2 separate regions of the Homo sapiens genome follow, and region 2 is linked to region 1. Evidence: read pairs that join two places in POLR2A ChIA-PET (ENCODE). Cell type or tissue: CD4-positive, alpha-beta T cell. All regions are shown on one strand.

Region 1 (2,500 bases):
TGACCCCTGACTGATTTTCTCAATCTGGGCTTATTCTGCTTTCGATCCAACCTGCTCTTGGTATTTCTTGACTATGTCAAAATCATTCTGGCTTCAGGGCCTTGTTGCTTCCTCTTCTGCAGTATTCTTCATCAGCTCTTTCTCATGGTTACCAGCTCAGCTGATATCAGAGAGGCCTTCCGTGACCACACGACTTACAGGGGTACCCCCTCCCCATTCATCACTCTGACAGTACCAACCTATACATAGCAGCCTGTAAGATACATATATTTTAAATCTTTTTCCCCTTTCTAGAATGTGCGTTCCATGAGGGCAGGGACCTTACCTATGTTATTTACCATTGTATGCTTAACACCTAGAATAGTGCCTTGCAGTAAATATGTGCAAAACAAATAGAGCAAATATCTTTTTTTGGGGGGACGGAGTCTCATAGAGCAAATATCTTTTTGAGTGCTTGAGAACTCTTCTTGCCTAAAATGGAAGAGAGGGTTGTGTCACGAGACCTTGGGGCAGTCCCTTAAACCTTTCGCATCTTAGTATTCTTACCTCAAGAATCATGGTGGTAGATCCATGGTCTTTACGCTCCCTTCTGGCATTAGAATTCTTTTTTTTTTTTTTTTTGAGATGAGATGGAGTCTTGCTGTGTTGCCCAGGCTGGTGTGCAGTGGCGCGATCTTGACTCACTGCAACCTCCGCCTCCTGGATTTAAGCAATTCTCCTGCCTCAGCCTCCTGAGTAGCTGGGACTACAGGCGCCCGCTACCACACCCAGCTAATTTTTTGTATTTTTAGTAGAGACAGGGTTTCACCGTGTTAGCCAGGATGGTCTCGATCTCCTGACCTCGTGATCCACCCGCCTCGGCCTCCCAAAGTGCTGGGATTACAGGCATGAGCCACCACACCCAGCCCCTGGCATTAGAATTCTGTGAATTATAAGTATTTTTTAGTATCTCCAAAAAATTGTTGCATGATTAAGACTAAGTTGTTTTTACCATATTTAAAATACTTCTGTATTGATACATAGCGTACTAAGACTTTAAGGCATAATTTTTAAAAATTTACTTTGAAATACCTCTATAATGCAGTATAAGTGTTCCTAAAAATCACTGTGGTATGAAAATGGTGCAAAAAAATGAGAGCAAGGGGGTTAGGATCACAACACTCAAACACTTTGTCAGTTACACTATAAAAAAGGATAAGAACCTAATTATAATAGTGGCACAGTTTTTCGCAAGTTAAATGATTAAGAAACACATAAATGTGGCATTCCATCTTGAAAAAGCCCTGAGATTTGCTTGTTGAAGTGGGTTGCTGAAGGATTGCAGCTTGTAAGTTATTGTGAAGGGCTGTGAGGTAGGTTATTTGCAATCTGATGGAAGGTTGCAACACCCAGTGTGGATGGGTGTGGTTGATAGTTGTGGTGAACTGAGACAGCTGGTAGGTATTTTGAGGTGCGTGCATTTTGTATGCAGTATTTCTACATGGTTCGGTTTAATTTTCTGAACTCAATTCAGCTGGGTACAATTTTCTGTTGTTCACCTGGTGTTTGTCTCAGAGGACAAATTGCACGTAAGCTAATGTGAAATTCATGTGTTATGCCCCAGTTTTTCCCTAATATGTTAATCATGTAGAAACAAATTTGCATTGAAAACAAGCATTATAGGAACATTGACTGTAATTTTAGTCTTTAAAAATGTTGCACAAATAGTACACAAAGTTTTCTCTTTTTTTTTTTTTTTTTTTTTTTTTTTTTTTGAGATGGAATCTTGCTTTGTCACCCAGGCTGGAGTGCAGGGGCACAATCTCAGCTCACTGCAACCTCTGCCTCCCAGGCGATTCTTGTGCCTCCACCTCCCAAGTAGCTGGGATTATAGGTGTGCGCCACCATGCCCAGATAATTTTTGTATTTTTAGTAGAGACCGGGTTTCGCCATGTTGGCCAGGCTGGTCTGAAACTCCTGAGCTCAAGCAGTGTACCACCTGTACCTCCCAAAGTGCTGGGATTACAGGCGTGAACCACTGTGCCTGGTCACAAAGTTTTCATATGCCCTTACCCAGTGTCCCTACATGACCATAGTATAGCGATCAAAAACCAGGAAGTTAACGTTGATGCTACACTGTTCACTAACCTTAGCTCTTACTCCGATTTTGTCATGTGTTTCATTGTTGCTGTTTTTCTCTTTCAGGATCCAAATCAAGATCCCATATTTCACTTAATTGTCGTGGTTCCTTAGTCTTTTCCAATCGGGGACCATTCATTACTCTGTCTTTCATGACCTTGACACTTTAAAGAGTACTGTTATTTTGTGGAGCATTGCCCCAGTTTGGATTTTTCTGATGTTTCTTTACGGTTAAGTTGAGGTTATGCATTGTTGGCAAGAACAACCACAGAACTGATGTTGTGCTCTTCTCGGCATGTCACATGCTTGAAGTCGAGAGATAAGACATTAGTTTTTAAGATATGTTTAGTGTTTTTAAGTTTTAGTTGTAAAATACAGTTTG
Region 2 (2,500 bases), 52 kb before region 1:
CTAGGATCCCATGGTGCGTTTAGTTGTCATGTCCTCCTACTTTCTTCCAGTATGCAAAATTTCCTCCATCTTTTTTTTTTTTTTTGAGATGGAGTCTCGCTATGTTGCCCAGGCTGCAGTGCAGTGGCACGATCTCGGTTCACTGTAACCTCCACCTCCCACGTTCAAGCGATTCTCCTATCTCGGCCTCCCTGGTAGCTGAGATTACAGGTGCCCTCTACTATGCCTGGCTAATTTTGTATTTTTAGTAGAGATGGGGTTTCACCATGTTGGCCAGGCTGTTCTCAAACTCCTGACCTCAGGTGATCTGCCCGCCTCGGCTTCCCAAAGTGCTGGGATTACAGGTGTGAGCCACCATGCCTGGCCCTTTCTTTGTCTTTTATGTCCTCGACATTTTTGTGGAATGCCCCTTAATTTGAATTTGCCTGATGATTTATCTGGTTAGATTGAGGCACCGTCGGCCCTCTGTATACACAGATTCAGCCAACCACAGATGGAAAATGTGGTTAGGTCCACAGTGTTTGTGTCTGTACTGAACATATACAAACTGGTTTTTTTTGGTCATTATTCCCTAAAAAACACAGTATAACAACTATTTATCTAGCATTTACATTGTATTAGATATTTTAAGTAATCTAGAGATGATTTAAAGTATACAAGAGGCTGTGTGTAGGTCATATGTAAATACTGTGTCATATATCAGAGACTTGAGCATCTGCAGATTTTGGTATCCTCAAAGATACTGGAACCTATCCCCCATGGATAGCAAGGGACAACTCTAATGCATTTTTGGCAAGAATACCACAGAAATGATGTTGATGTTATGTCCTTTCTTTTCTGAGATGGAGTTTCGCTCTGTAGCCCAGGCTGGAGTGCAGTGGTGCAATCGACAATCTTGGCTCACCGCAACCTCTGCCCACTGGGTTCAAGCAATTCTCCTGCCTCAGCCTCCTGAGAAGCTGGGATTACAGGTGCACCCCACCACACCCAGCTAAGTTTTGTATTTTTAGTAGAGACAGAGTTTCTCTATGTTGTCCAGGCTGGTCTCAAACTCCTGACCTCAGGTGATCTACCCGCCTTGGCCTCCCAAAGTGTTAGGATTACAGGCGTGAGCCACCACGCCCAGCTACCTTGTTTTTTGAAACTGGGTCTCACTCTGTCACACAGGCTGGAGCGAAGTAGTGTGATCATGGTTCACTGCAGCCTTGACTTCCTGGGCCCAATCAGTCACCCTCACCTCAGCTTCTGAAGTTGAGGGAAGGCCCACAGGCATGCACTACCATGCCCGGCTAATTGCAAAAATTTTTTGTAGAGACAGGGTCTCACTGTGTTGTCCAGGCTGGTCTCGAACTCCTGGGCTCAAGTGATCCTCCTGCCTCAGCCTCCCAAACTGCTAGAATTACAGGCATGAGCCACCGCACCCTGGCTGTATTCTTCAGTTAGCACATTATATCAGGAGGTGTGTGATGTTGATGTGTCTTGTTACTGGTGATGTTTGCTTCGATCACTTGGTTGAAGTGGTGTCTGACAGGCTTTTCCATTGTAAAGTTACTATTTTTGCCATTGTAATTAATAAGCATTTTGTGGAAGCCAATATCCTGTTTCTTATCATACTTTTACCTACAAACGTTAACATCCTTTGATGATTTTTGCCTGCAGCAATTTTTTTAAACTTTTATTTTAAGTTCAAAGGTACAAGTGCAGATCTGTTGCATAGGTAAACTTGTGTTACGGGGTTTGTTGTAAAGATTATTTCATCACCCAGGTATTATACCCATTAATTATTTTTTCTGATCCTCTCCCTCCTCACACCCTCCACCCTCCAAAAGGCCCCAGTGTGTGTTGTTTCCCTCTGTGTGTCCATGTGTTCTCATTTAGCTGCCACTTATGAGGACATGGGGTATTTGGTTTTCTGTTCCTGCATTAGTTTGCTAAGGATAATGGCCTCCAGCTCCATCTGTGTCCCTGCAGAGGACATGATCTCGTTCTTTTTTTATGACTACCTGCAGCAATTCTTACTGTGGTGTTTTCCAAATGTAACTTTCTGTTTCCATCATTCATTCTGTACTTATTAGTTAATTGGAATTCCACTGTAAGGAAGAGATGTCTCTTCTCCCTCATTTCTTTTTTTTTTTTTTTTTTTTTTGAGATGAAGTCTAGCTCTGTCACCCAGGCTGGAACGCAGTGGCACAATCTTGGCTCACTGCACCCTCTGCCTCTCGGATTCAAATGATTCTCGTGCCTCCACCACCTGAGTAGCTGGGATTACAGGCATGCGCCACCATGCCCTGCTACTTTTTTTTGTATTTTTAGTAGAGATGGGTTTCACCGTGTTGGCCAGCCTGGTCTTGAACTCTTGACCTCAGGTGATCCACCTGCCTCAGCCTCCCAAAGTGCTGGGATCACAGGCTTGAGTCACCACGCCCAGCCCTCCTTCATGTATTTCTTTCTTATTTCTTTACATAAGTATGAACTCATGGATATTTATTTAATTCTGGGG

What was found. Peaks named below come from ENCODE experiments on the same cell type or tissue, not always from the same donor. Only the 100,000 strongest peaks of a DNase experiment are listed, where the experiment ranks them.
Region 2: POLR2A ChIA-PET joins it to region 1 with 6 read pairs; 9 of 35 experiments call an interaction of 5 or more read pairs at or near these places.

The regions. Positions count from the first base shown.
Region 1 is chr2:98,663,455-98,665,954 of GRCh38, reverse strand. The region is part of intron 4 of MGAT4A (alpha-1,3-mannosyl-glycoprotein 4-beta-N-acetylglucosaminyltransferase A); the gene reads left to right. Among named protein-coding and RNA genes, the nearest start is that of UNC50, 56 kb to the right of the region's middle. In CD4-positive, alpha-beta T cell, no CTCF peak of the experiment used is centred here; DNase peaks (open chromatin) are centred at 1,404 and 2,384; H3K4me3 peaks cover 1,439 bases; H3K27ac peaks cover 2,079 bases.
Region 2 is chr2:98,714,964-98,717,463 of GRCh38, reverse strand. All of the region lies in intron 2 of MGAT4A (alpha-1,3-mannosyl-glycoprotein 4-beta-N-acetylglucosaminyltransferase A), which reads left to right. Among named protein-coding and RNA genes, the nearest start is that of MGAT4A, 15 kb to the left of the region's middle. In CD4-positive, alpha-beta T cell, no CTCF peak of the experiment used is centred here; a DNase peak (open chromatin) is centred at 1,203; H3K27ac peaks cover 826 bases.